Regions from separate parts of the Mus musculus genome. Here region 1 is linked to region 2. A link is a loop called in an ENCODE intact Hi-C map of the cell type or tissue named here. Cell type or tissue: heart. All regions are shown on one strand. Each heading gives the region's core, and the rest is flanking DNA. Links, peaks and the distances in the headings are about the cores only. Region 1 overlaps D630045J12Rik (RIKEN cDNA D630045J12 gene). Region 2 overlaps Zc3hav1 (zinc finger CCCH type, antiviral 1).

The links. Peaks named below come from ENCODE experiments on the same cell type or tissue, not always from the same donor. Only the 100,000 strongest peaks of a DNase experiment are listed, where the experiment ranks them.
Region 1: a loop joins it to region 2, with 2.6 times the contacts of the local background. A loop is called at or near these places in 18 of 42 quality-filtered maps.

Annotation. Positions count from the first base shown.
Region 1 is chr6:38,153,621-38,169,183 of GRCm38, forward strand. D630045J12Rik (RIKEN cDNA D630045J12 gene) reads right to left here. Exons shown (of 20, transcript NM_194061.3): 10 at 14,471-14,655; 11 at 4,428-4,624; 12 at 1,510-1,625. Among named protein-coding and RNA genes, the nearest start is that of Gm52858, 21 kb to the left of the region's middle. In heart, for the core only: a CTCF peak has its summit at 6,698 (motif pointing right); a DNase peak (open chromatin) is centred at 6,711; H3K27ac peaks cover 308 bases.
Region 2 is chr6:38,305,168-38,320,730 of GRCm38, forward strand. Zc3hav1 (zinc finger CCCH type, antiviral 1) reads right to left here. Exons shown (of 13, transcript NM_001347122.1): 8 at 14,537-14,657; 9 at 11,154-11,256; 10 at 7,227-7,317; 11 at 6,423-6,553; 12 at 6,011-6,144; 13 at 119-2,289. The coding sequence ends at 2,021. Among named protein-coding and RNA genes, the nearest start is that of Zc3hav1l, 14 kb to the left of the region's middle. In heart, for the core only: a CTCF peak has its summit at 3,431 (motif pointing right); no DNase peak of the experiment used is centred there.

The sequences.
Region 1 (15,563 bases), core at 3,356-11,355, 150 kb before region 2:
GTGGCAAGGATGAGTGACAGGTGCACGGGGCAGGGTGGGGACCTGCAAGGCCTTGGGGGTGAGGGTCAGGCATACAAGAGTCCCTTGGGCCTTGGGCCGGACTCTCTCCATTTATAGAATGTTATTCGGTCTGTGCTGTATTTTCAAACAAAGAAATATGTAACATAACAGAACGGAGAAATTAATCACACATGCTGATCTTGCAGAGACCTGAGTTCAGTTCCCAGAATCCACATTGTGGTTTACAACCATCCAAAATTGTAGTTATAAGAGATCCAATGCCCTCTTTGACCACAAAACAAACAAACAAACAAACCCAACAAAACATTTTAAAGTAAATGTAGCTAGGTATAATGGCATATGCCTTTAATGCCAGCACTAGGCAAAGGCAGGTGAGGCCAGTCTGGTCTACATAATGAGTGCCAGGCCAGCCCGAGCCATATATAAAGACCCCCAAAAGTCTCCAAGTACAAAAACCATTATTAAACCCCTTATCTCTGAACTGCTGAGACAGGATCCTGAGATAAAAACACAGCCCCAGCCACTCCACCCAGAGCAGACTCATTTAAAACAACCTAAGCTGAAGCCAAGCTACCGGGGGGGGGGGGGGGGGGGCCCAGGCAGGGTGGCTCAGTGGGTAACAGCCCTCACTACCAGGCAAGGCAACTTAAGTTCAATTCCCAGAACCTGTGTGTTAGAAGGAAAGAAAAGATCCCCACAAGTTAGCTGTTCTCTGACCTTCACCCATGTGCCCATACACACATACACTGAATGAATGAATGAATGAATGAATGAATGAATGGAATGAATGAATAGATAACTATGAAGCCAAGCTGTCAGGAGGTGAAATCAGGAGGATCCAGATTTTTAGGCAGAGCGGAGCCTCATGAGACTATGTCTCCAAAAATCCAAAACATGTCACGTGGCCAGCACTCCAAGGACTATTACCAAGGCAAGGAAGGCCTGTGGGCATAGGTGTTTGGCTGGTTGGTTTGGTTGTTTTATTGGTTTTAGACCCAAAGCAAAGAGTTTTACAGTGGGAGTGACCTTTGTTTTGTGCCTGGCCTGCGAAGATGGCTGAGCCATCTGATTATACCCAACAACCTGCTGGATAAATGATCTAGAAACAAGACCACACTTGATGGTTATGAACCCCTGACAAACAAACATCTTCCCAACAGTGACATCCTGAAACTGGTTCCTAAAAAAAGTCACTGTAATGACAGACAGTTTTAGGACTATAGTTTCCAGTAAATTCTCCTTGTCCTGCTTGGACACTAAATGAGAATTAATTTCTAGCACTAAGGCACATCTCAGTGAAGCCCTCGTCTCTACCCCTGCGCCTCTCCTTGAAGCAGACACCAACACAGGAATCAAAGTGACTACACAGCTGAGAAACTCAGCATGATTAATATATACTCCATCTTTGTAGATTATTCTTAAGCTTAGTTTCTGCAGTAGGGTAGTTCCCTGGCCTACGAGACATGGGGAGGACAGACAGGGACGCACCACTCTGCGGAGCTCTGAGAGCCTTGTTCTCAGGGGCAGCAGCCGGCGCCTTCTCTCCCGCGTCCCTCTCGCTGGACTCCTCGCTGACTGTTGAGTCAGCATCTGAGGGGGAAACTCTGCAGACAAAGAGAAGCGCGCATCAGAACAGCACAGGAAGGGTTAACATCGTCAGGTTCATCAGGAAGCAGGCTTCTAGGAAAAATAACCCAAAATTAAAAGATGGTACTACAGGTACAGTCCTGAGGACAGACTGGCACAGCTAACTCAACAGCTGAGCACGGTGCTTTCCAACAAAGGCTAGAAAACTGAGGGCTGGAGGGGAGGAAGTCCCAGAGCTACTGGGGCCCGAGGCCCTAGGTCACTTGTAGACAGTGAGCCTGCTTGGTGTTTGCGTACTGGTCGGCATTTGAAGAGCTCTGGGTTCAGTCATTGGCACCACAAGAAAACAAACATCTTTCTCTTAAAAATAATGGCTCAGCAGATAAAGGTGTTTGTCACCAAGCCTGATGCCCTGCACATGGTCCCCTGAGACCTATGTGGCAGAAGAGAACTGACTCCTAATTACTGTTCCCTGACCTCCACATGTACACATGGGCACACACGAAGAAAGAAGGGAGGAGAGGAGTGAGGGAGAGGGGAAGAGAGAGGGGAAAGAGAGAGGAGAGAGAGAGGAGAGAAGGGGAGAAGGAGAGAGAGAGGTGAACTTTTACAAAGAGGAACCTGGGGCTCTGGCCTGCTTAGCATTAACTGCGCCTGAGCCCCTGGGAGGCCAGGGAAGCTCTGGTTTCACCTCAAGCAGCTCCAAACCTTCAGATGAATCCTCTGCTTACAACGCTAAGGCAGTGACCCCTGACCCCGAGATCTGACTCCGTGAGTCAAGGGTAACACAGCACCAGGATGTCCGTGGCCAGGGAACAGCCTTGCCCAGTGAGCCCCTGCTCTCCAAGACTCCCTACCTTCAACAGCAACATGAGCTGCTAAGACATCCTGGTGTCCACGGCTGGCCCTCAATATCTGTGGGCCATAGATACTCTCAAGTCTCTTATATGAAATACAAAATGACTGTCTGTAACTCCATTCTCTTGTAATCATGCCTACATAAAGCACTGTGCACAACACTGCAGATAGCTGCCATGAACGGCTTTAAGAATAATGACAAGGGGCGGGAGAGATGGCTCAGAGGTTAAGAGAACTGCTCTTCCAGAGGTCCTGAGTTCAAATCCCAGAAACCACATGGTGGCTCACAACCATCTGTAATGAGATCTGGTGCCCTCTTCTGGCAGGCAGAAGAACACTGTATACATAATAAATAAATAAATCTTAAAATAATAATAATAATATTGATGACAAGAACAAGACTGTAATTCAACATCAACACTATTTCCCCCGAGTATTTTTAGTGCACAGGTGGTTGAATCCACAGAGGGGACTGGAGCGCAGAGCAGGATAACCGTATCCACCTGGAAGACCCTTGTGACGAGGGAGCCGACTGTCATTTGCCATGAGGCTGCTGGGGAAAAAGCATTTCTTTGAAAACTTTTACAAACACGTTAAATCATCTTTTCTGATTTGCTGCTTCTGGGCCTGGGAAATAATTAAGCCAAGAGCATCTCCCTGCAGAATTCAATTTCTTCCCTAAGGACCAAGCACCAACATCCCTCACATTCTTCAAATAAGCCAGGTCCCCAAGGCAGAAGTGACCTCACAGGTTTGGATGCTGAACACTGGTACGGACACAGGCTTCTTCACTCCCAGCAGCCAATCAAAAGCCAGAGTTGGGAATCTTGAGGGGAGGTGGTCAGAGAGACCCTCAGAGGCCGAAACTATGAATGGAAGCCAACTCACACGGCCTGATCCTGGCTTTGTCTTCTTCAGGTTAGTTCCCACAGGCAGAGGGCAACAAGTGCCTTCCTGGCAGTTTGAAAAATTAATGCACATTTCTCCACAAGCTCTGTTTTCTGGACAGGAGGGACTGGAGGGAGACTGGGAAAGGACAAGGAGGGGCGGGTGAGAGCCTGTGATGTGCTAACGAAGGTCACAAGCTGGGAAGAAGCAAAGAAAAATGGAGGGCTTGATAAAGATCACCTGCAGACAAAGCAGGAGGTCACAGCCAGCTACCAGTGGATGGATCACAAGCACACGAGGCGTGCTGACTGACTGTGTGCCATGGGCCGTGTACTTTAACTGGTTTTTGGGTTTTCTTTTTTTTAGATATTTATTTTATTTATATGAGTACACTGTAGCTGTCTCCAGACACAGCAGAAGAAGGCATCGGATCTCATTACGGATGGTTGTGAGCCACCATATGGTTGCTGGGACTTGACCTCTAGAAGAACAATTCGTGCTCTTAGCTTTTGAGCCATCTCTCCAGCCCTTAAGGTTTTTTTTTTTTTTTGGTTGTTTTTTTTTTTTTTTTTCCCCCAATCCGTCTATTTATTCCAGAGAGAAGTGTGCGACAACACCTGTGCAGAAGTCAGAGGACAACTCTCCTTCCACCATGTGGGTTCCAGGGATCGAATCCAGGCCATCACACTTGACAGCAAGCACCTTTACCTGCTGAGCCATCTTGCTGGCCCCTGCTGTTCCCTTTTCATTCATTTTTTTCTTGTATCACCTTCACAAAGCTTAGGACAGTCACCACAGGAAACACTTCTAGCTGTCTGATTCACAATCCAACCTGGGAGCAACCCAACACAAATAAGCACTGGGCGGGAAGATGTCACACAGCCGGATCCAGAGGCCCAGCAGAAGGAACAGAAAATGCTTCAGGGTTTATGTGTAGAACTGGAGAAGTCAACCGGCCCCCAGGCTGCCGGCCCAAGGCAATACTCATCACTTGTGTTTCTGATATCAGAATAAGCCACGAAAGCGGAAACAGAGTCTGCAGCAGAGAACAGTCTAGAAAGCGCAGTACTAACCTCCCTCTGAGCCGTATGTTCTTGGAAGGGAGCTTTGACTTGGGGCTCGGCACATCTCCGTTTTCTGAGGGTGTGGTGTGGTCCTTCACAGGGCCTGGCAGTGGCGCTGGCTCATGAATAATCAGGATGTCGTCTTTATTGTGCTGGCCCAGATGCTGCTTAGCAAAATCGAAGCCCTTCACGCTGGGGATCTGCAGCTAAAACACACGGGGTGGTTAGCGTGAAACACAATGGGTGGTTAGAGTAAAACACACGGGGTGGTTAGCGTGAAACACAATGGATGGTTAACGTGAAACACAATGGGTGGTTAGCGTGAAACACACGGGGTGGTTAGAGTAATACACACGGGGTGGTTAGCGTGAAACACAATGGGTGGTTAGAGTAAAACACACGGGGTGGATAGCGTGAGGTCCAAGGGCAGCAAGAGACTGAGGGCTGACCAGAGGCCCGTGACCCCTGACCCAAGGCTGCCAGCAAAGCCACCAACCCAGTTCAACAAACATCTCTGTAACAGATCGGGTGCCAGGTTCTGTTTATACTTAGAATTCATCACAGATGCTTATGAAAGATTAAACAAGAACTTGAGGATTAAATGTCAAGACCACAATACAAAACCATTCCAACAGATCACCTGCTCCACTGTCACAGACCTGTGTGTGAGGCATTCTCTATAGGGAAAGGGGCTTCAGAGACTTGGCTGTAGATCAAATTGTGAGATGAACGGAGACTACCAGAGGCTGAGAAGAGATTACAGTAGCTGCGCTCATGGGGCAGAATGCAGTGGGGAGGCGGAGAGAGGAGCCAGGCTGCACACAGAGCATTCGGAACGGCGGCTTTTAAAGTCAGCCTCTGGACAACCAGCCTCTATTTCTAAAGAGGCAGATTTCTAAAATCTGAGCAGACTCGAAGACCCAGCGACACCACGTGCGTGAAATCAAGACAGTCTGCCCACAGACTAGCAGAGAGAGAGAGACAGAGAGAGAGACAGAGAGAGACAGAGAGAGAGACAGAGAGAGAAAGAGAGACAGAGAGATCGCAACAAAGAGAAAGAGAGACAGACAGACAGCCAGAGAGACAGACACACAGAGAGATAGAGAAACAGAGAGAGAAGAAAGGTTGGCTCTCCCTCTCGAAATCAGTGGAAGGGAAAAGCCCGGCAGACAGAAGAATCCAAAGTTGAACAGGTAATGAATGGCCTGGAAGCCTGGTCCTCAACAAGGCAGTGACATTAAGGGTGGGTCTTTAAAGGAGCAAAGGAGATAAAACAGCAGACTTCCTTTTCAACATGGTTAGTTTGAAAGACAGAGGAGATGTTCAGTCTGAGAGGCGATGCTGGCGGCTGCCTGTCCAGTGACATGCAAGCATGAGTGTAGAGTCTTTGTTAAGAGAACATCTAGCAAGTTGGAACTGGGGAGAAGCAAAGGAAGCATGAAAGAAAACAGGAGACTTCAAAGGAACAGGCCCATTGGAGAGCTCAGCGGACCAGCAACCAACGGATAAAGCATTCCTAGAAAGGCCCACAGCCAAACGTCTTCAGAAGCACCCTGTACTCGCTGCTAGACACAGGCGTTCTCTCTGAGGACACCAAGGCACCCAACACCACACCCAGAATCAGAGCTTGGGGGCTGCACCTCCTCTAGACTGTAGCTTCTGAGCCTCTGAGGGAGGTCATGCACAGCACTGAGATGCACAGTACCATGTCTGGTGACATCATTTTAATGACACTGCAAGGACCAAGGGTGAGTATTAACAGTTTCCTCAAATCCAGCCTGCACAGTATAGGAGAATGGAAGTGCATTAAAAAAAAAAGCAGCTCCGAGGGGCTGTAGAGGTGGCTCAGTGGTTAAGAGCACACTGCTTTTCCAGGGAACCCCAGGTTTGCTTCCCAGCACCCACATGGTGGCTCACAACTGCCTGTTGATTCCAGTTCTAGGGGTCAACTCTTCTGACTTTTGTGGGCTCCAGGAACATGTGGTACACACGCAAACATGCAAGCAAATCACTTAGGCACATAAAAATTAAAAATTAATTAACTTAGAAAAAGATGAAGTTGCCCAGATGGGTCTGCTCATTGGGAATGCTGCTTGACTTTATCAGAGTCCTAAGGAATGCTTTCACACAATATACTATGTATAGGAGCAAAGGTGATGTCATAATGCATTACTTTACGGCTCAAAAGTGATGCTGTTGGCTTAGCCTTGTGACCTAATACTCTTAATGTTAAACATCCAAATGGGCAGGGAAAAGGCAGTCTGCGATAATGACTTCTGCCAGCAGAGGGAGACAAATGGTACTGTAAGGATAGTTTACAAAGAGTTGCTTGGAAACAAAAGGCAGACCAGCTGGCAACCATATTCTCTAATTAATGAGCTTCCTTTACTAGAGCAGGCCGCTGTTCCATGCATTTCTGGACTCAGCAGCACCTCATGGGAAATGACAAACCCAAAACCAACTGCCTTCCCCCAAATGGTCTACTTGGTCTCCTTGCAGGTGGACAAACATTTCCTAGTAGCAGAGGATCCCCCTCCCCAGACTCTTTTAAAAGTCTTGTTGCCCCTTACTGAAGAGAATCCCAGCTCTTATGAACACAGTAGCTTCTTGGAGTGCTCTGTATAGAGAATAGAAACCTCCAGACACCAAATACCAAGGACTCACCGGGCTTAGTGGGTCCCTTTTGTCGAAGCACAATAAGGCTGAAGATGGCTTCCTCCTTCCCTATCTTAACTGTATTTCCTGTGTGTGTGTGTGTGTGTGTGTGTGTCTGTGTCTGTGTCTGTGTGTTCAAATGTGAGTGCAGATTCCCACAGAAGCCAAAAAGGGTCTATGTATGCTTTGTATGTATGTATGTAAGTGTGTGTGTGTGTGTGTGTGTGTGTGTGTATGTATGTATAAGAAAAATTTTTTTATCTACATCAAAAAAACAACCCAAAGTTTTAACTTCAAATCAAAAAAGCAATAATAGAGCCAAGATGTCAGGCATCTTTGTTTTCTTGAACTCTTATTCGTTTCTGCAGGAAACTTCCATTAGGTTCCTTTAGTTACTGGACACCCGGGTTGTGTTCCAGTCACCTGACCCCATGCTGACCCCTTCCTCAATGAGTGTCCCCAGGAGCGGCCTCTGCTCATTGGCATGTTGTCCCTCTGTTCATAGCAGATTAGCTCTAGAATAACACATTTGGACTTAAGCATGAATAATGTACTTGAGGGGCCAGAAAGATGGTTCAGAGGTCAAGGTCACTGGTTGCTTTTGCAGAAGACCTGGGTTCAATTCCCAGCACCTACACAGTGGTTTACAACCATCTGTACCACCAATTCCAGGGGATCTAAGCCCCTCTTCTGGGCTCCAAGGGATCCTCCATGCATGTGGTACACATACACACACTTAGGCACACCACATACATACATAAAATAATCAATACATTCTTAAAACAACACACTTAACAGCAATCAGCAATATGCCCTTCATAAGGCCACACTTGCTACCCCAATATTTTTTCCTTGTTTTTTAAATTATTTATTATTATATGTAAATACGCTGTAGCTGTCTTTAGACACCCTAGAAGAGGGAGTCAGACCTCATTATGGATGGTTGTGAGCTACCATATGGTGGCTGGGAATTGAACTCAGGACCTTCAGAAGAGCAGTCAGTGCTCTTAACCGCTGAGCCATCTCTCCAGCCCCCCTTGTTTGTTTTAAGTTACCATAATGATTCAGCTGAGCTCTTAAAGGCAAAGCATCTATGTATGTATGTAAGTGTGTGTGTGTGTGTATGTATGTGTGTATGTATGTATGTGTGTATGTATGTATAAGAAAAATTAGGTAACTCTTGAACCAAAAAAACAAAGCAAACAAAAACAAAAAAACTCAAACTACTTTAACTATTAGGATGGGTTCCTGTCTATCAGACTTATATACATTGTTCTAACTTAGGAAATATGTAATTATAAATATTATTTTCATCTTGAAATTATAAATCTACCCATCCACATAATTCTCAAGTGTCTGTCCAGCCTTTTTAAGATGGCTAGAAGATTGACAATTTGACACCAATTACTCCCAACTAATGAGGAAAATCCCCAAATGAGCAATTTCCAATTTTATACATATGTTTCCCTCTGAGCTACATAGTCTCTTAGCTTCTTCATACATAAAGTGCCTCCACCTGAGAAGTAGCAGACAACTGTGGCCATCTGAGCAGCTCGGCCTTTGGCTAAGAAACTGTGGGGAGCTTGTCTACATATTCCCATAGGAAAGACAGCACTTGTCTTAAAGAACGAGGTACGAACGAGCGTAGTTACCCATGACAGGGCTTGCTTTAGTCAAATTGCAGGAGTGACAGCCCATCCCTCTAAGCAAAGGCTTCTGAAAGAATAATGTCGAAACAGACACACAGCGCTGGCCCCTGCAGGACCCTCCACATAGGCCACGACCAAGCAGTGACTGCCTCCCCTTAGAGAATGGCAGGGCTCGGGTCAGACACAAACATGGCCACATGCAAAAATGCTTTATTAATGCCAAGGCTATGCAAATGAGATTGGTGGCCCTCTCACTGCTACTGGTTGATGAAATAAATCCCAAGTAATGAATATAAATAGTGGATCCTTCAGGACATCAGCTACAGCTATGTACGGAAGTTTAAATAAAGTATTTTGTGAATAGCAACGTGACACACAGTAGACCCTCCACAAACAGCTAAAGCCTGAGTGAAATACAGGATGGCCCAGTGACACACCAAGCTTACCAGGGTGATAAACCAAGACTCACCCCCAAGACACAAGTCCTGTGGCCCACTGCCGATTTCAGCTCACATCCTTAAACATCCTCATGAGAGCCCAGCTCACAGGCTGGGGAAGTCACCACCTTCAACCACCATAAAAACAGGGCAACTCATCTGTGCTTAAACACAACACAAAAGCCATCTACACAGAGAAGATCAATAAAGCAGTGCCCCGCCCCCGACGGGGAGTTCACGGCTCTTAACATACCCCGAACGTCGCTTTCTGAAGCACTAGGAGCTAGTTTTTCGGTTCCTTAAAAATAAAATCTTGACTAAAGCCAGGCTGGCACTGTATCCCCATCCTCCACGTGAAAATGGGCTTTAATCAGTTTCTCATAGGAGAGAGATCATGGTGAATTTGAGTCTTTAATATTCAAATTACAGCAGTTATTTCTGAAGAAAGATGGTCCTTTTGTTCTTTCTTTTTCTCAACCTATCATCCCAGGGACAATCAAGTTGTCTGGGCCCCATGGGAACGCACTGCTGACAAGTCAGGGAGGTGTAGGCGAGCAGGTCAGCCAAGTAACAAGAGAGAGACGTGATGAATTCTCAAACATGTGAGCCATAAATATAACAAGACCCAGATGGAACAAAACGCAGCAGTGAAGCCCCAAGTGCCCAGGCCTGTCTGATCCCCAAGGACAGGGCAGTTAAGATGGCCATAGAAACCATACAGCAAACCCCAAAAGAGTCTGACCCAAAGAACCCATGCTGGTGTGGGGAGTGCCGTTGTAGAATTTTATTACTTGACTGATAACAATTGGTGAAAAATCTCCACAGCCATCAGGTTGTCTCCATTTAAAGAGTGAAGACAAGGCAGAGTTATAGCCACCTGTTTGTCCTCCCTGTGGCCACCAGGACCCCGTGGTCTCTGAGGTGGGAGAACACTCCAAGGTTCTGGTACCCAGCGGCCACCCTGAATCATGGGTAGCAGCCGGGGTGACTGAGACATGAGTGCTAAGAATGCAGAAGGTTTCAGCAGAGTCTAGAGCTAGGAGGAGCACTGCATTTCCCCTAAGCCACCACCCACAGAGCCTTCCCGAGTGACCACTGCAAGCGGACAGCTGTCCAGCCTGCTCCTCTCGTCAGACCCTGCCATGGCTGCCTGTGTCCCAGCTCCAATCTCACATGCATCTACAAGCCTCTTAAGAGCGTCCTCTGTTATATGGTTTAGGCTATGCTCTTCCTTACAAGCTTGCTCCAACTCCACTTAGTTCCTTACAACCCAGTCAGGGTTTCTATTCCTGCACAAACATCATGACCAAAAAGCAAGTTGGGGAGGAAAGGGTTTATTCAGCTTACACTTCCACATTGCTGTTCATCACCAAGGGAAGTCTGGACTGGAACTCAAGCAGGTCAGGAAGCAGGAGCTGATGCAGAAGCCATGGAGGGATGTTCATTACTGGCTTGCTTCCCCTGGCTTGCTCAGCCTGCTCTCTTATAGAACCCAAGACTACCAGCCCAGGGATGGCACCACCCACAATGGGCCCTCCCTCCTTGATCACTAATTGAGAAAATGTCCCACAGCTGGATCCCATGGAGGCATTTCCTCAAGGGAGGCTCCTTTCTCTGTGATAACTCCAGCTTGTATAAAGTTGACACTCAAAACCAGTCAGTACACATCCCTTCCGAAGTTGTGGTGGTTTACGTAAGAATGGCCCCCTATATCAGTTCATATATGTGAATGCTTGGTCACCAGGGACTCTTTGAAAGGATTACAAGGATTGGGAGGTGTGGCCTTGTTGGAAGAGTGTGTCACTGTGGGGGAGCTTTGAGATTTCAAAAGCCCATAGCATGCCCAGTCTCTGTGCTGCCTGTGGATTCGGATGTAGAGCTCTCAGCTGCTTCTCTAGCACCATGTCTGCCTGTCTGTTACCGTTCTCCTCACCATGATGATAACGGACTAACCTCTGAAACTGTAAGTGAGGCCCCAGTTAAATGCCTTCTTTTGTACCAGCTTCCTTGGTCATGGTGTCACTTTTCACAAGAGAACTGGTGACTAAGATAGAGGTCCATACTGTCTCTTCCAGCCAAGCGTCGCCTCCTCTCAGAAGGCAGCAGTCACACACACACACACACACACACACACACACACACACACTCTGCCTGCAGCTGCCACAGCCCACATACAATATGCCTGTACTACTCGAGGTCAATGGGGGGGCGGGGAGAGACTTTTTTCTCTGAAACTATCACCCCACAAGACTGAGAATGCCTGCTGTCTGTTTTTGTAATTTAGTCTGGCCTGCGCATTTAGGAGTCTGGACAATGGATGAACATGACATGGGCAACTCCTTCTGGCTGTACACAGTGCCAACCTTAGTAGCAACTGAGGGTGTGAACCACCCAGGGGCTACAATTCCATGCTAATAACTGGTATAGGCCATCCCGATCATCAGAGAAACACATTCCCACGGGGCTGGCAGCATCCAGCCATTTATGGTGAGAAGGATCCATAGTACCAAATGATAGCTTTGGATAGAGATTAAAGCAAAAACAAATAAAGGAGAGATACTTAGAGTTTCCCCCCTTTATTACTGGAAATAAGAAAAGGCCCTGCCTGGAAACCTAAAACAGACTGGCCTCTCCCTCTTATCATATTTCAAAAAATCATGGACCCCCAGACAATCTGAAGCAGTCTCTTCGTTACAAGGGAAGGGGTGGTAAGCGCAGGTCAGTAGATTTATTTTTTCCAGATGTTTGTAACTCTGAGATTTGCTGGAGGATTTCACAGAGTAACCCGGGGCAGCATCAGGGGTGGGCTGAGCAGGATAGGGAGAGAAAGCCACAGGAGCAGAGAGGTGAACCCTAGAGTCACAGGAGGACAGCACCTCGCTGATTACCTCAGGGGGCAGCGACAGACCTGTCACCACAGCTGTGTAGCCTCAGAAGAGAGTGGAGAGGTTTGTTTTAAACCAAGAGAAGGTCGCCATCTTCCTACTGCAGACCCATGTACAGAGTGTCTGCACAGAGAGCAGCAAATAAGACACGGTCTCGCCTCCTGACGGTGTGAGCAGGCAGCCTTCTCCTTGGGGTTCTGCCATGCGGATCTTTGCTGCAACAAGGCTGTGTGCACACAGAGACCCTGCAGCCCCTGGAGAAGAAGAAGAGCAGCTCCACAGGCTACAAGTTCTATTTGGAACCATCCATTTGATTTATAGCAACATCTGCCACATGGAACTAGCCCAGAAGTGAGAGGAGAGAGCTTGGGGATAGCCTGTCTTCACTTCAGGAGATGCTGACCTCTGATAGTTTATGATGGGCAAGGCTGCCACAAGGCGTATGTATCCCAGAAACAGAGCACAGAAAAGGCCTAAGCACACAGGGTTCAGTCCCCTGTATCCTGTTCAGTCCTCTTTCTCCAGAACAAAACAATTCCCTCCCTATCGTTGACCCGATTTCATGCTGTGAATCACTGAGCACCAAGACAGGCTGCACCTTCCTCACATCAATTGTTACTGTAACAATACCAACTCTAGATGCTCGCAGACTGTGGAAATAAGAAACGGGAAAGAGAGTCTGTGTGTAAAATACTGCTCATATGTTTGATAGCCACAAGCTTGTAAAATAATTAAGATTTTGCATAGGATTAATTCATAAGGGAACAAAATACTCTTTACTACTTTTTCACTTCGTAGGCTGTGGTCTGTAATATTTATGGTATTTGTTTTCTTTTTCCATTTTGATGGGTTATGTGTGTGGTGTATGGTGGATGCATGCTCACATGTATGTGAGTTGATATGTGCTGGTTCCCCTTGAGCCCAGAGAGTGAAGATTCAGATTCCTGTAGTCTAACTGGCCATCTTGTCCCAGAGATCCTGTTTTGACCTCAGGTGCTCTGGGATTAGCCAGGATTCCCCAGTTCTTATGTGGGCACAGGGGGATCTGAACTCTGATCCTTGCACTTGCATGGCAAGTTCTTAGTCACTGAGCAATCTCCACAGCCTGTTTTGTTTAGTTTTGTTTCATTTTGTTTTTGGAAACAGCATCTCACTATATTGTCCCTGCTGGCTTTGAGCCTGATCTTCCTGCTTTTACCTCCCAAGTGCTGGGATTGCAAGCACCTCTGTGCCTGGCTAAGAGAGATTTTCTTTGAAAGACCATCTGAATAAAATCAGGTTACCATGGCAATCTTTGATTTCTTGCTCTTCTGTCATTTGCTTGATCTTATCACTTTCAGAATAGAGCAAGCCTTCCAAGTAGGAAAGATCTGCACAGTAGGCGCATGCTAACAATATAGCAGAACGGACTAAACAGGCTGGCTGGCATGCATGCTGAACAAGGTCTACAGCTAGAGACTGTCTCTGGAATGCAGGCCAGGTTTCTGCTCACACCAGGTCACCTGAGAGATGCTGACCCCAAGTCAATTTCTTCAATATGGAACCTCACATGACAAAACACTCCTAAGTAAAAGGATCACTGTTCTACAAAACATAATGCTTTGGAGAGACAGATGAAAAATGGGGAGCACGAAACAAAACAAACAAACAAACAAATAGGAAGTCCAGCAGTAGCATGGGAAACATGGACAGACACTGAGAAAAAAACCTGGAGGATTTGGGGCTGAGATTTCTTTGATCTTATCTAAAGAAAATCAAATCTGGAACTCAGGTGACACATAAGCAGTGTTGTCCATTTTAAGAAAAGCATTCAGAGCGCTACAGTAGACAATGGCTCCCTAGAACTGTGAAGAACTGGAGTACGCTGGAAGATTGGGGTCCATTCATAATCCTGATGTTTAAATGTTTAAAACATGAGTGACCAAATTTTAATAATTAAATGGGGACTAGAGAGAGATGGCTCCGTGGTTACTTCCTGATGGTTCAGAGCACTCACACTGGGTAGCTTGCCACCACGTCTACCTTCAGGTATGCACGCAGATGTACAAGCACGCGCCCGCGCGCGCGCGCGCACACACACACACACACACACACATCTGTGCCTGAGGAGAGGATCTGAGGGAACCTGCACAGCCAGTGCTCTCTGGAAACAGCCAGCGTGAACAGATGACAACTCTTCCGCCGAGCTCTCAACAATAAACTGACTGGTCCCCAAGCTCACTCTGTAAAGAGCTTTTACAGGTCTTGTTCCTGGGATGTTTTACTAACACAGAGAACTAAAGCTACAGTAAACACACATGAGGACAGAGGATGCTGCCGAAAGACCAGAGAGTTCTTTCAATGGTCCTCCCCTGTCTTTCAGCATCCGAGCCTGGTCTTGTGTCTGCCCCGTAAGGACGCTCTTGTGGACACGGGTGCGAGCTTACCTTCTGCCGCTGCTGTATGTTGGCCACCGTGTCTGGCTGGAAGTCTAGCTTGTCCGTGCGGCACAACTTCCAGTAGAGGATAACAACAATTACGGTGACCACCAGCACGGGAATGACCACGCCAACCACGACCCAGAGGTTGTTGCTCTGTGACTCTGGGGATGGCCTCTTCACCCTGTCCACAGCTGCAGATGAGCAGACGGGAGAAAGTCTCTCAGCAACACGATCTTCATTCACGTGCAGGACAGAATGTGACCTCCCTCAGAGACCCAGGGGCTCCCCATACAGCTCAAGACAGGAAAGCAACCAGGCACATTTGAATGCCACACGAGGAACATACCAGGGATCACACGGACACATATGTGTTTCAGGGCAAAAGCTTGGCTGATTCCAGTCTCCTGGTTTAAAATTCCCACTCCATAACATCTCATAAAGTGACTGCTCTGTACGTCCTCACCCAAAATGGTTCTCTTCAAATGTGAGAAGAGAAGCTATGCCTTTAAGACCCAGCTGTGAACATCATACTCAAAGGGGGAGGAATCACCTCGCAGGTTTCTGGAAAGACCATGAGCTGGAACCTGGTGGTCTGGGAAGGAGGCTCTTCCCTCCTCCCTCTCTCTACACACTTATAAATGTTTACTGACGGTGCCAGACACCATTCTAAGGGCATGGTATGCTGCCGAACAAGCAGACAAAACCCCTCAAGGTGCACCGGTTCTAGTGGTGGGAGGAAAAACTACCACGAGCTAAATCCCCAAATAATGATATCTGCTGTTGGAACTCTATACCAGAGGTAACAGCCAATGAGCCACAGCACCAGAACAAAGGCAGCTGATCATGTCCACCTCAGCATCTGAAATTGCGAGAGAGATGCTATTGTTCGTAGTTGCTCGGATCACAATAGCCATGGTGGAAAAAGCCCAAGCCCATCAACAGGTGAATGGATAAACAGAATGTGGTATATCTACACAGTAGAGTACTATTCAGCTTTTAAATAGGAAGCGGGGTACTGTGAGGATGGCTCACCAGGTAAGGATACTGGCTGTATAAACTGGAGGACCTGAATTTAAATCCCTAGCAGCCATGTCAAAGA
Region 2 (15,563 bases), core at 2,731-10,730:
ATGGGATCCAGGGATCTGGATCTGGCGCCCTCTTCTGGTGAGTCTGAAGACAGTTACAGTGTACTCATACATAAAATAAATAAATTTTAGAAAAAGAAAGAACCATAAACAGACCAAATGAGGGCAAATGAATCAAATTATTTTTTCTTTTTATTGAGCAAACAAGGATTATAAATCAAAGAACACAGCATAAACAAGAAGGATTATAAATCAAGGAACACCTTGTTTTTAAAAACTGGGGGCTTGAGAGTCAAGGATCTGGCTTATTCTGTTGTTAAAGAGTAGAAATAACAATTGAATTAATCCAAGAGTGCTGCCGTTAACTAGATCAGTGATTCCCACTGTAGTATACTGGAGAATGGTGGTTGTTGGTTTGTATCTAAAGTTTATTAACGGCACTGAGTAGATGCAGCCTGAGGCAGAACAAGTGCCCTGCTGTGTGTGGGTGGGTCAGTCCCACACACAAACTGTTCGTTCTGCATCTTTACGACTGTCTAATGTCCTGGTGGACATGTATGCGGGACCTACAACTTGTCTGAAAAAGAATCCTTGGATTCCTCTGAGACAAACTGTAGTTTGTCCTGTCTTATTTATCTATCATTACAATTAAAGTGATTGCGCCCTATCCTTCACCATAGACAGATAAAGCGCAGAGTCTGCTATGGTGAACCCTAATACTGTATTCCGTCACACATCCCTCTAATCTTTCATTTTCCTGTACTTCATTCATCTCAGGAAGTTGCCCCTGCTGGACTCTTAAGCCAAAGCTATTCCTAGTGAGAGTTAACATGTTTCGTAGCTGATAGCGTAGTCATGCCTGAGTACTTAACAGTTTATGTCCATTACAGAGTTCTGACCTTCTAAGTTTCCATTATAACACAAGTAGGGCACTAAATTAAGTCTGAATAAACTCAAATGTAGATTATATTACCTATAAATCATCTCAAGGTGGCAAAGGATGTTATAAAAGATCTACCTTTAAAAGGATGAACAGAGCCGGGCGTGGTGGCGCACGCCTTTAATCCCAGCACTCGGGAGGCAGAGGCAGGCGGATTTCTGAGTTCGAGGCCAGCCTGGTCTACAAAGTGAGTTCCAGGACAGCTAGGACTACGCAGAGAAACCCTGTCTCAAAAACACCAAAAAAAAAAAAAAAAAAAAAAAAAAAGATGAACAGGTCTAGTAGGGACTGTGGTTGTCATGACTTCAAGCGAAGGAGGGCGCTACTGGCATTTAGCATGTGAGAGCCAACTATGCATCTTTCCATACATTGGGCAATTCCTCACAGTAAGAAATTACTCTGCACCCTATTCGAGTTTTGAATGTCTCTTTAGACATTCGTGTACGACCTACAGCTCGTCTGCAAGAATGTAGCTCTTCATTCTCGCTGTTTCACAATCTGTAAGTTGTCTTGTGCTGTAGCTTTATTTCAATGAAGGTATTTTTCGTTCTTACCATGTACAGATAATTGCTGACATTTGCAAATAACGTGCATTGTTAATTTTCACTAATGTCTACACATGCCCCTGCTTTTTCATGTTCTTCCAGTTCCTTTCTCCCAAGCTCATACTGGTTCACGGTAAGCGGAGGCGTCTGACGACTCCATTATTGCTTAGTACTTAAAGTCGTGCCGAAGTTATGACCTATATTTCTCTCTTACATTATAATAGTAAATTTGATATTTTTCAATTAGTGAAATTGTGTGGATAATCTAGACGCGAATTGCACTTTGAATATTAGACAAAACAGGTATTGCCTACTAGGTGGTAAAAACTGACAGAATAGTTCGTCTAGAACCAATGAATTAGATGCAAAGGCGCCAAGGACTATAAGAACACCTGATACTGGCTGGTATTGGGGAGGTAAAATCAGACTTAGGAACAATGTGTAGGGATGGGGGAAGCAAGGAACTGGTTTAAGTCGTTAGGTAACGGAGCAAGGGAATGTAAAAGCCTACCTACTGTCTGAAAATGTTTTGGTCCTAAATAGCAACAGAATGGTTTCAGCATGGTATACATCCTTTCTAACTAATTATGCATCCTTTCTCTTTCTCTAACTCCATATACTCAATCACATACTCTGGGTAAATCTGTTCTTTCCGGAAAATGACAAAGACGGACGGATTCAGCCTGGTGTCCACACAGCTGTCATAGAGCGCGGGAGGGCTACTTAATGTCATATTTCCTTCAATGACACTTCCAACCAGGACTCGGGCTACGAACATGACAGTGCCTCTGGAATCATATGAACAACTCTTGTGTGAATACATGGCTTCTTTTGTAAAATAATTTCCTAGAAATGATCAGAAAAAAAGTGGAGAATTACTATCAGCGAGCATAGGTTGTAACAGAATACAAAGAATCAGTCACTGATATGAATGAAAGAAACATCTGCCAACAACACCTGACTGACACCTATAAGCCCTCAATAGTTAATCCTCAGCATCAACATAACTAACTGCATGCAGTTCCAATCAGGTGGGAGGCACGTCTCTGATAACACTTCCAGAGAGATCTCCCAGTACACCCACCTGTATGCAGGTAACGTCAGTCATTCCAAGGGCTGGCAACCCAGCCTGAGTAAAAAAGAAACTGGAAGAAAAGCAGACACACACTAGCATCCCCCCACCTGCTTCCTGACCCTGGCTGCATTTTGACCAGGTGCCTAGAATTATTGCTGCTATGCCTTTCCCACCAAAATAAATCCATTACCCCTTAAGTTGCTTCTTTTTTTTTTTTTTTTTTTTTTTTTTTGGTTTTTCGAGACAGGGTTTCTCTGTGTAGCTCTGGCTGTCCTGGAACTCACTCTGTAGACCAGGCTGGCCTCGAACTCAGAAATTCACCTGCCTCTGCCTCCCAAGTGCTGGGATTAAAGGCGTGCGCCACCACGCCCGGCTCTTTAAGTTGCTTCTTGTTGGGTATTTGGTCATGGTGACAACCAATACAGAAAACTGATGTGAAAAAGTGGGGCTGTTGCTGTCATAAACTTGACCCAAGGTTTGTAGCCTTTGGAGCTGGTCTATGGAGGGAATGGATCTGTGGCCTAGAGGGGCAGGCAGAGGTCAGGGGGCTGCTCTGGGAGGGGGGAAAGACCAGAACTCTGACAAAAAAAAAAAAAAAACCCAAAACCAAATCCAAAACGGAAGGCAGTGCTTATGGGGAAACAGAGAAATGAAAGCTGTATTGGGGGTTGGGCTAGTAGCCATTTGTGTTATAGCCCAGCAACCAACCAATGTGTACGGTTGCCTCTGCCTATATCCTGATCTTTTTTTGTTTGTTTGTTTCCTTCCTTCCTTCCTTCCTTTTCTAAAAATTGTTTCTTTTATTTTTATATGTGTGTAGTTGTTTAAGATTTTATTTTATTTTATATATGTGAGTACACTGTCGCTGCATTCAGACACACCAGAAGAGGGCATCAGATCCCATTACAGATGGCTGTGAGCCACCATGTGGTTGCTGGGAATTGAACTCATGACCTCTGGAAGAGCAGCCAGTGCTCTTAACTGCTGAGCTATCTCTTCAGGCCATGTGTATGTAGTTGTGTGAGCATATGTGGCTCACATGTGTGTAGAATCCTGCAGAACAGAAGAGGACATCAGATCTCCTAGAACTGGAGTTATAGATGACTGTGAGCCTCCATTTGGGTACTGGGAATTGAACCCAGGGTCCTTTGGAAAATACAGCCAGTACTCTTAACCCTCTAAGCTATCTCTCTAGCCCATGTCCTGACTATCTGAATGAAGCTGAATATAAAGGTAATTGCCTAAGCTGTCTGGCAGGAGGAATTTCAAGATGGTTAACAATAAGGTTGCAGATTTCTCACTGTGTTTACTGAGACTTACAATGAGAATGCAGAGCAGGAAGATAATGAAAGCTGTCCACTTTGCCAGGGAAAGAATAAGGAATCAGTTTAAAGTTGAGGGCAGGGCACAGAGAACAGGTACCAGCAAGGTGGTTAAAAGTGTTAAAGACATTGACACCCTTAAGGGGAACCCTCACTTTACATGGCACAAAAGGACTGTGATTACAGCCTGAACTGTGTGTGTGTGTGTGTGTGTGTGTGTGTGAGAATGCAGGCACACATGCATGTGTGTGGAAGTGTGTAGAAGTCAGAGGACAAGCTTAGGTGCAGGTGCCATCCACATCTATTTACTGTTGACTGACTGAAGTGGGACCCCTCACTGGCCCTGAGCTTGCCATCCAGGCTATGCTGCCCAGTCAGAGAGACCCAGAGATGTACCTGCCTGCCTCCCCAGCACTGAGGTTACAAGAGACCCGTCATCCAGTCTCCATTGCACTCAGGTCCTCTGACTGAGCCTGAACTATTCTCCTCAGCCCTGAGCTTTCTTCTGTATGTCTTCCCCAAACCCCATGGTGCTGTCTTCTCATCAATGTAAGGTTTAATCAAAAACAAAGGTATTTGCAAGAGAATTAAATTAGTCCATCCAGGATCTTTCTGCTGACTTAGAAAATAGGTCAGGAATTGGAAAATAACCAAACACACAAACAAATCCAGCCGTTGCTCTCACTCCTTCCTCTATGCTCCCAGCTCCTCAGTTTGACCAGACTGATCTTTACAGCTGTGCTCCACATTGATCCAGAGTCCCTGAGTCACTGAAGGACAAGGTCTCAATAGGTAGGCCTGGCTCTTCTGGAACTTTCCCTGTGAACCAGGCTAAACTCAATTTCAGAGATCCCCCTGCCTCTGTCCTCCTCCTGCTTCTGCCCCACTTCCTGCCTCTGCCCCCTTCCTGCCTCCTGCCTCTGCCCCCTTCCTGCCTCTACCTCCTTCCTGCCTCTGCCCCCTTCCTGCCTCTGCCCCCTTCCTGCCTCTGCCCCCTTCCTGCCTCCTGCCTCTGCCTCTGCCTCCTTCCTGCCTCTGCCCCCTTCCCTGTCTCCTGCCACTGCATTACACTCATGCACCAAAGCTGGACAGTGACAGCACATGCCTTTAATTCCAGCATTTAGTAGAGGCAGGTAGATTTCTGAATTTAAGGCCAGCCTGGATTACAGAGTGAGTTCTGGGACAGCCAAGGCTACACAGAGAAACCTTGTCTGAAAACAAACAAACAAACAAACAAACCCACCACCACACCCAACTATTTTGTATTATTATTTTGTACTGTGCTAGGTCTGGGCCCTACTATAAACTTCTATATTAAACTGCCCCAGACCTACAGCATACAATAGCCACCAGAATCGCTGTATCATTATCATCATCTTTCTCATCCTCTTCTTGTTCATTTAATTTTTAGGTCAGCATACAATGTACTGGGTTTGACCATGACATTTCTATACATCTGTATCGTTATACTTTATTTTTCTCTCTTTCTGGTACTGTAGCTAAACCTGTGGGGCCTCTCTCAGGCTAGACCAGGCCTCTACCATTAAGAAATAGCCCCAACCTTTTTTCTTTCTATTTTAAGACTTGGTCTTACTAAGTTGTTGTGGCTAGCTTTGAGCTAGCTTTGTAGTACACACTAGCCTTGGACTAAATAAATCTTCCTGCCTCGGCCTCCTAAGCCTGCACTGTCAGGTCTGACCATATCTTATTCCTTAAACACCCACAAAGAATGAAGGGTTCATAAAAAAAAAAGCATTCTGTGTGAGGGCAGAGCCCTGAGATGAGAACGGGCTTCTCCCCACTCTCCCCTGGAACCATCAGTGGCATTAATTAGAAAGCTACTTTGAATAGCTCTGCAGCCACAGACAGCGATCAGGAAAAGCCATCTCTAGTAAACAGCAATGGCAGAGAACATAGCCAGCAGACGGAACAGTTTACAAATAGGAAGATCTTGAGTTGTTCCCAGAGAAAAAGACAAACAGACAAGGAGCCCTAGGGCCAAGGCAAAGCACCCTCAAGACAATGGAGCTGTCCTAACAAGGTAACTCAGCTTATTTTCTCTGAAGGCCACTGGAGTCCAGAGATGCAGTTCTACCAAGTGATGCCAAGGGCATCTCAAGGAAACCATGCGCATGGCTGGAGTCACAGTTCTCTCTCCTCCAGCACAAACCTTTTCCATATCTGATCTCCCGGTTTCCATGTAGGATCCACTCGAAATTATTCTTACAGATGTAATCCATATGAATCCGGCCCACCGCGTGAAATAGGAACATCTCAGTCTTGTTTTTCATCTTTTGCTTCTTTCTGATAAAGAGAAATGTGACATTCAGTACCAGGAACACTAGGCCAGCAAGATGGCCGCCACTGGGTACAAGAGCTGAGTTCAGTCACCTGGACCCATGTGGCCCGGGGTGGGGGGTGGGGGGTGGAGAACAACAGCCTCCAGCAAGTTTTCTTGTGATGTGCATGCCCCGCACCCTAGTGTCAAATAAATAAATGCACAAATAAAATAATAAAATGAATACGCCCCTCTTGATCTACTCGAATAACATGACCCTCCAAACAAGGTCTGATTATGTCACCTCTCAAAAGTGTCCCAGAGCTTCTGGTTCCATATCCTCTTTATCGTCACAATCTTGAATTGTTTCATGGATGCTTTAAACTGTTCACTTATTTTGGCATACTCCTCATCCTGGTTATTGAGCTCTATAAACTTAAGGGGAAAAAAAGATGTTTCTATGTTACCTAGGAAACACTGAGAGCATGCTAATCATCACATGTGCCCGCCCGTGCCCTGTCAACCACTGCTGTTCTCAGGAGGGCAGGGCTGGCTTAGCATGCCCATATCTGGTAATGAACCAACAGGCACATACACCTGTCTGTTCAGGCCAACCTTTGTGGTGTACCACTTAGTCCAAGAGACCCAGGAAGTTAATTGTTCAAATTCCAAAACCAACCAGTGACAGAGAGATCAGAGATGCCTACGGAACACATGCAGATTGGCCTTCACAAAAGCTGGAGCCAGATGTAAAGGCTAAACCAGACTAGGAACAGTCCTGTCTCCACCGGGATGGTGACAGCGTGGGACACAGGAAGCTGGGCTACTGTTGCTCTCAGAATCCTGCTTTCTTTATCAGTTATGGTCTCACAGGATGGCTGTGAGAATCTGCCTGAATGACATTGCATCTCTGGAGACACTGAGATGCCCTATAGAACAGTTGTTCTCTGAGAAAGCATCCTGGTTATACCCAGGCACCTTGCCTTTGACTCTGGAGCTAGGGTTTGAAGAAGCAACTCACTCATTCTGTTAACAAATCCATATGCTTACTGTAAAGCATTTTCCTACCTTTAAAGGATTCACCCACCAAACAAGCAAAGCCAGTTACCTCATATTCGTTAGAAGAAACAGTGCTAGCATTCCTCTGGGGAGAAGAAAACAGGGTCAGAGCATCTGCCTGGGGCATCACTGGCTGATGGCTACAAAGAAAGACAGAAGGAAAATTTACTCGGTTCCCTTTCTTTGTACCCTCAACACACAGCCAGAAAGTCAGGGCTTTTCTGGGAAATGTGGTGTTGACTTCTGTATATCCTCTGAACTACCCCTGAAAATTCCTGGTTCCAGCAACCACAGGTTTTAAAAAGGGGGAATTTAGTAATGTAAACACTCTCTCTCCCACTTCTTTACACTGTAAAAGCACGGAACGGCGAGATAGCTCAGGACGTACAGATGCCTGCATGAAGGCCTAATGGCGAGTCTCATTGCTAGATCCTTTCAGGTTGTAGGAAAGAACTGACTCTTTAGAGTTTGTTCTTGACGACCTCCTGTGTGTGGGGTGCACACACCTATACACACACGCACTGAGTAAATGAATGGATGGATGGATGGATGGATAGATAGTAGATAAAACTAAAGGCACCAATTCTTTTTGACGTATCTGCTCAACCTTCAAAGGTATAGGTTGTCAGGGGGAGCCTGTGTGTCTTGTAACTTCTTTGCCAAATGATAGACAGGTAAGCAAAGATTTCAGGGTGAGAGATCAGCTGGAAGACTGAAATACCCACAGCCATCCCTTAACGTCAGTAAACAGGGTAACTAACCAGAGCATAGCATCCCGACCAAAAACCCAGCCTGGACCAAAAACCCAGCCTGGACCTGACAAGTCCTCAAAATCTACTAACCAGCCAACAGAAGCCACCCATAAAATGGTCTCACTGGAATATGATGGCGTATATTTTGATTGATCAAAATACCTATTTTTTTCTTACCCTTTATTTTAAAAATTGCATTTTAAAAATAGAGGGTAGTCAGATGTGAAGGCACATACCTTTAATCCTAGCACTCAGGAGGCAGAACGAGGCATAAATATGAGTTTGAAGACAGCCTGGTCTTCATATTGAATTTGAGGTCAGGTAAGACTACATAGAGAGACCCTATCTCAGATATAAGCAAAAGGAGGGGGGGGAGCGCTGGGGAGAGAAAAGAAAAGAAAATCTGGAGGATGGACTAAGATGGTTCATGGGGTATAGAGGAATCCAGCAATATAGCTGCTCTGATCACATCCAAAGACCTTCTAGGAATGCAGACACGCCTTTAGCACACACCTTTAATTCCAAACAATGACATCTAATTGAGAGGCAGACAAAGTGACAAACCAGAGAAACTTTTGATTGAAAGAGTCAGATAGGATATGCCTAGCCTTCAGGAGAAAAGCTGGAGAGATGGCTCAGCAGTTAAGACTGCTCTTCCAGAGGTCCTGAGTTCAATTCCCAGCAACCACATGGTGGCTCACAACCGTCTGTAATGGGATCTGACGCCCTCTTCTGGTGTGTCTGAAGACAGCCACAGTATACTCATATAAATAAAATAAATCTATTTTAAAAAGAGAGAGAAAAGCTATTTAATAGCAATGTAGAGAGTTGGGAAGTCTGTTCAGTTGAGTGGACTTTGAGGAGTCAGCTGGAGGTCAGTTCAGGGAGCTGAGTTCATTTGTGATATTTGTGAGCTCTCGTGCAGGTCAGCAGAGGCAATTGAAGCCAGAGAATAAGAACAAGCCAGAAGATTAGAACACATTTCCTGAGTTAGTTTGGGACAAGGAGGAGAACTCAGTGAAAAGCTGAGAGAAGCCAGACTGAATCATAATCATAATCGAAAAGATTATGAGTCAGTCAACCCGAGTTCAGAAAGAACTAGAAAGGGTGAGCTTTATCCAGCAGTAAGCATCTGAGAAGACAATTATATTAGGTGAATAGAAGTTGCGTTTACAACTGGGAAAAGTGAGGCTCTGAGCTCAGATGCCCGGCATGCACATAAAAAAGCCATGCATGGGGCTGGTGAGATGGCTCAGTGGGTAAGAGCACCCGACTGCTCTTCCAAAGGCCCGGAGTTCAAATCCCAGCAACCACATGGTGGCTCACAACCATCCGTAATGAGATCTGACTCCTTCTTCCGGAGTGTCTGAAGACAGCTACAGTGTCCTTACATATAATAAATAAATAAATCTTTAAAAAAAAAAAGTCATGCATGGCAGCCCCCACCCCTGCCCCCATAACACCAGTACTGGCAGGAAATGGAAACAAGTGTCCAGGGACGTGCTGGCTGGCCAGTCTCACTGGTGAGCACACTCTAGTGTCAGCTAGCAACTGTCTCAAGGTAGATTGAGGACAGCATACCAATGTCAATTTTTGCCCTCCACCCGTACCAGAATTGGTGAGGTCACAGCACACATGCGCACACACATAACTTTTATATAATTTGTTTATTTTTATCTTATGTGCACTGATGTAGTTTCAGACAGTCGTGAGCTGCTATGTGGAACCAAACTCTGATCCCCTGGAAGTCAGTTCTCTGAACCGCTGAGCCACCTTTCCAGCCCCCACACAACATTTCTTTAAAAATAGAGGCAGGGCCGGGCGTGGTGGCGCACGCCTTTAATCCCAGCACTCGGGAGGCAGAGGCAGGTGGATTTCTGAGTTCGAGGCCAGCCTGGTCTACAAAGTGAGCTCCAGGACAGCCAGGGCTACACAGAGAAACCCTGTCTCAAAATAAATAAATAAATAAATAAATAAAATAGAGGCAGGTACACTTAAATAGTTGAAAAGCAGCTTGGGGATAAATCAACTATCAAAAGTAATTTCAAAGAGAATGGGAAAATAGACCGTGAAATGGGTATTACTTGGCGTTTAATGAATTGTTGACAATTTTGTTAGATGTACACATGTGTTGTCACAGAGTCTGACACTAGGAGGAAAACAAACCAAAGCAGCTTTCACTAACTGAACACCAGTCGCACGGGCCATTGTTCCAGGCTCTGAAGGTGATCTCAGCAGGGAACGTGCTCTTGCCCTCGTGCCTTTGTGTGGAAGAGAGGGGGCAGTGTGGCCCATCTGCCCAAACCCCAGGGGCTAATAATGGACGGAGGACAGGTGTGAGCTTAGGTGACCTAGAACCTGAACCAATCCTGCACGCACATCCCTCCCGGACATGACTTCCTGCCTATCCCAGATTCGAGCACTTTCTAGACGTCATTTTCACGTTGCCTGGTGATAGATAACCCACCTTGGGCTCTCATAGCTACAAGAATCTAGAACAGCTTGGTTTTTACACCTGCCTTGACTCATATATCACACACCCCTAGAGGGGAAAAAAATCCAACTGCAAAGTTTTCGAACAATGAGATTTTACTGAGTTTCATAGAGACAGGCAAGTTACAATGAATTCCCCACAGCAAAACCCACCTTGAAATGCCCCATGGGTACAATGATTACAAGTCGATTAAATCTAACACCAATGCCTTTAGTGAACTTCATCTCTCCAGCTCTTTCCCCAGGCTACTAACTTAAGCCTCTTTCTCAGCCTCCTGTCCTCTCAGCACAACCAAAGACACAGAGAGGACCCCCAACAAAACAAAAATCCAGTGTATACACTTGTACACTCCTTGATCCAGCCAGTCGCAGCTGGAGCAAGTAAGGCCCAGAGTGCAGATGAGAGCGAGCAGCTAAATAGCCTGTAAGCTAAAGGCGGATGCTGGTTTCATGGTATAGCATCCCTTCCTCCTACACTCTAAACCCAAGGCCTTGTATCTGTTACACAAAGCTTAACCAAGTGCTTGCACTCCCTAGTCCCCTGGCCAGGAAACTTTCAGTTATGTCACACTGCTTAACAATTTCCTTACTCATAGATAAATCAAACAGAAACTACAGTAAGACAGAGGCAGGAACTTCCCAAGAACACAGACCTCCAGATGCATGACACAGCATGACGCAGCATGACGCAGCAAGATCATGGCCTGAGCTAACAGCTGCTGAACACTTACTCTGGACCTCTTCTCTTCTGCTCCACATCCTTCGAAGAAACAAAAACTGGCCTTCTCACAACATGCCTTTGAGTCTTGGAAGCTATATTCGTCTGAATCATCCCTTTAAAAAAAATAAAATAAAGATCAAGACTTGATCCTAGAAAATGATTCATATTTTTCCAGGTCATTTGCACAGCATTCATGATTGAATCTTTTTCTTTATTTCTTCTTTTTTTTTCTTCTTTTCAAGACAGGGTTTCTCTTTAGCCTAGGCTGTTCCAGAACTCACTTTGTAGACCAGACTAGCCTCAAACTCACAGAGATCTACCTGCTTTTGCCTTCTGATTGCTGGGATTAAAGATGTATGCCATGAATGAATCTTTCATGTACAAACAGAGAAGGGTACTTTTAGATAAATGAATTGTAGACCTGGTTCAAAATTCCAAGAGTGACTTTTTACAATTACCATGCATTGCTATAAAATAACATTTCTTTTTGGAAAATAGTTAAATAGCTTCTCAGAAAGCCCAACATATTCAGGAACTCCACCCAAACAAGTGAGAACCTATATCCACACAAAAATAGCTGCATTATTGATAACCAAACACTGGAAAACAACGGGTGAATGAATAAACTATAGAATGTATTCCTAATGGAATATTATTCAGATGTTAAAAGGGAAGGCAACATAAATGATTCTAAAACCCACTATTATAAGTGAAAGAACCCAGCTAGGTGTGAATATATACTTTGAGAATCTATTCATAGCTGGGTAGTAGGTGGGCCCTTAATTCCAGCACTCCAGAGGCAGAGGCAGAACTCTGTGAGTTCGCATCCAGCCTGGTCTATATAGATTTCCAGGATAGCCAGGGCTACATAGAGAAACCTCGTCTTGGGGGGGAGGGGGATTAATTTGAAGTTTTAAAAATGGTAAAATTGACCTATAGGAACTTATAGCAAAGTAGCCATATTTTTGTCATGGAGTAAAAGATGGGTTCCAGATGTCATAAACCAGTGAGGTCAGGGCTAGGCACGCCTTTAATCCTAGCACTAGGGAGGCAGAGGCAGGCGCATCTTTGTGAGTTCAAGGAGAGTCTACAAAGTAAGTTCCAGGATAGCCATGTAGAGAAACCCTATCTCAACATCTCAATACACACACACCAAGAAAGAGAGAGAGAGAGAGAGAAAGACAGACAGACAGACAAAAAGAGGCAGGGCAAACTTTGGGACAGATGGAAAGTGTCATGCCAACTGCATAAGTGAAATGGATCGTTTTTTTTTTTTTTTTTTTTTTGAGACAGGGTTTCTCTGTATATAGCCCTGGCTGTCCTGGAACTCACTTTGTAGACCAGGCTGGCCTCGAACTCAGAAATCCGCCTGCCTCTGCCTCCTAAGTGCTGGAATTAAAGGCGTGCGCCACCACTGCCGGCCAAATGGATTGATTTTACTGCGACATTAGGACTCAGTAAGGTTAATAGAACAAGGCCAAGAAAATTAAAAGGGTAAACTGGCTATTGCTGCAATGATGCTCAAAATCTCCCCATGGGTCTGATGTTAAGAAAGGAGGTGGGGGGCAGGAGAGATGGTTTAACAACCAAGAACACAGACTGCTCATCTAATGGGCCCACATTTGATCCTCGTCACCTACGTGGTAGCTTACAAATGTCTTTAAATCCAGTTCTAGGTGCCCTCCCTCTTCTGGCCTCCATGGGCAACAGGCACACAGTTTTATAACATGTAGGCAAAATATCCAAACACATTAAAAAAAAAAAAAAGTCCAGGGCTCAAGAGATGGCTCTGGGATTAACAACTGCTTTGCTTATAGCATTAATCTTAAAAATTTATTCATATTTTAACCAAAACATATAAAATAACAAATCTGATATACAATGATTTTCACTTAATAATAACCAATTCAGTTTTTGTTTGTTTTGATTTTGGAGGGGGTGTTATTTTGTGTTCGGGTGGGGTCTCACTATGCATCCCTAATAGCCTCAGAACTCACAAAGATTCTCCTGCCTCTGACTCCCAAGGGCAGAGATTAGACATGCCCTGGGTCCCCATTAGGGTTTTGTTTGTTTGTTTATTTTTGGTTGTTGTTTTTGTTTTGTTGTTATTGGTGGTGGTGGAGTATAGAGATAAAGTTTCTCTGTGTAGTCTTGGCTTTCCTGGAAATTGCTCTGTAGACAGGCCGGCCTCAGCATCACAGAGATCCACCTGCCTCTGCCTCCTGAGTGCTGGGATTAAAGGTATGGGCCACCACCACCCGGCCCCAATTAGTTTTTAATACCTAGTTCTCATAACCATAATTTTTAACACTAATCACAGTAGTTTTTGACAATTTGATAGAAACCAAGACATATTTGGGGAGAGGGAACCTCAGATGAGGAGTTGCCTCCATCAGATTAGCCCATGGGCATTAGTGTGGGAAGCATTTTCTTACTTGCTAATTATGTGGGAGACCCAGCCCACTGTGGGCGATGGCATGCCCAGGCAGATGGAACTGCTCTGTATAAGGAAGGTAGTAAGACACCTTTACAGTACTTTGCTTTACAGTGAAGTAAGCCAGGGAAGCAAGCCAGTAAATAACAGCCCTCTATGGTGTCTGCTTCAAGCTCCTGCCTAACAACCCACTGACATTCAATACTCCAGTTTATTTACTTGCTGTTTGTTTAGTGGACACAGAAGACATAAAGCAGCGAGCATATTTCAACATGTCTTGGTGGGAATGCCAGGTACATTCCCAAAATCGGTTGGTGAAATATAATTCCCAAAATTACATTGTTTACAACATAATAAATGGCGTAGGGCTCAAGCCTCAGAGACAACTGGAAAAGACAAGGACTCGAGAAAGTCTCACTTCTTCAAAACTGTCCCTGAAAGGGCAAGTGTCTGGCTACTTGCATGCATGTCCCTGAGGCACAATACCAAGGGGACAGTGCTTTCAAAGCCAAGCTGGTTTCAGATCTCATTTCTCTTTCACTTAACATAACAAACTGGTGGAAGCTACCAAGATGACTTTCCTTCAGAGGCTCAAATAAACATGGTGTTGGGCCAAGTGCCCAAGTGTACATGATAAATGAGGTCACTGATCAAGAAACAAGGTGTGAAGAAAAAAAGAGCAAGTTTCTAGATGTCTAAGCTTTCCAGAGGCCCAAGATCTCCACTGTAGCCATCCAAACTAAACAGTCAAGTGTCCCACCCAGAATCAGAAACATAATCGGATAGAACTGAAGAACCTTCTAGAGATGCCTTGTTCAATCCTCTGAGTTCTGGGAGAGAAGTGGGCATGTTAAAAAAGACCCTTGACCTTGGGTGTGTCATGTACATGGACTGTATACTTTTGTGTGCTCAGTGCCAGATTCTATGGATACTTCACACCACCAAAGACAAGAACTCACCTTGAAAGCTTAACTCGTAATTCTGTGAACCAGCGTGGAACTGCAAAACTCCCCTGGGACAGGAGTGGAAGAAAGACTCCAGGTATGCAGAATTAATTTCGGAGCTGGTATGGCTTGGGCTCTATTCACACAGAAATGAAGAAGACATTGGTAAAGAGTTTCAGGAAATCTCTACTCTTCTATCTCACACAATTTTGCTTTAATGATGCAACTAGGGAGGCTCTCATACGCCAGGCTTACTAACTTCCCACCAGACACCAAGTCACAGTGATGGAGAGAGCACTGTTCTATAGAAACTGACTATACTTCTAATGGGTGCCTGTTGCAGGTTATCTGATCACTCTGTGAACCCCAAGATGTGTTGTTTACTGGAAAACCCTGTTTCCAGTTGTGGTGTGGCTCAGCCCTAGCACATGCCTTTAGTTGGAAACAGTAAAGGTAAAGTTAGTTTGTAGATGCAAGCACCCATGTTTGAATGTGATATCTAATTGAGTGAGTAGCAGACAAAGTGAATCAGAGAAAGATTTGACAGAATAGGATATGCCCAACTCTCAGGAGAACAGAGGAGAAAGGGAAGCTGCTTAAGAGAGCAGCACAGAAAGAGAGAGAGAGAGAGAGAGAGAGAGAGAGAGAGAGAGAGAGAGAGAGAGAGAGAGAGGAGGGGAGGGAAGAAGAGAAGAGAAGAGAAGAGAAGAGAAGAGAAGAGAAGAGAAGAGAAGAGAAGAGAAGAGAAGAGAAGAGAAGAGAAGAGAAGAGAAGAGAAGAGAGGAGGCAGTTTTACTGGAACCGTTTTACAGAGACAGGTTACATAGAGAGAGGAAGTCAGACACAGGTGAAGATGAGATGTTGACCCGTCCAGCAGGTCCAGTTATTCGAGGGTCTCAAGGGGACCTTCTCCTAAGAACCAAATTGGGGGGTAGAGAGAGACGAGAACCTTGTGCGAATAACAGTCTGAGTTGCATCAAGGTCTCAATGTATTAGCCAGGCCCAAGGCTTAAATGCACAAGCAAAAGGGGAAGTACAGGTA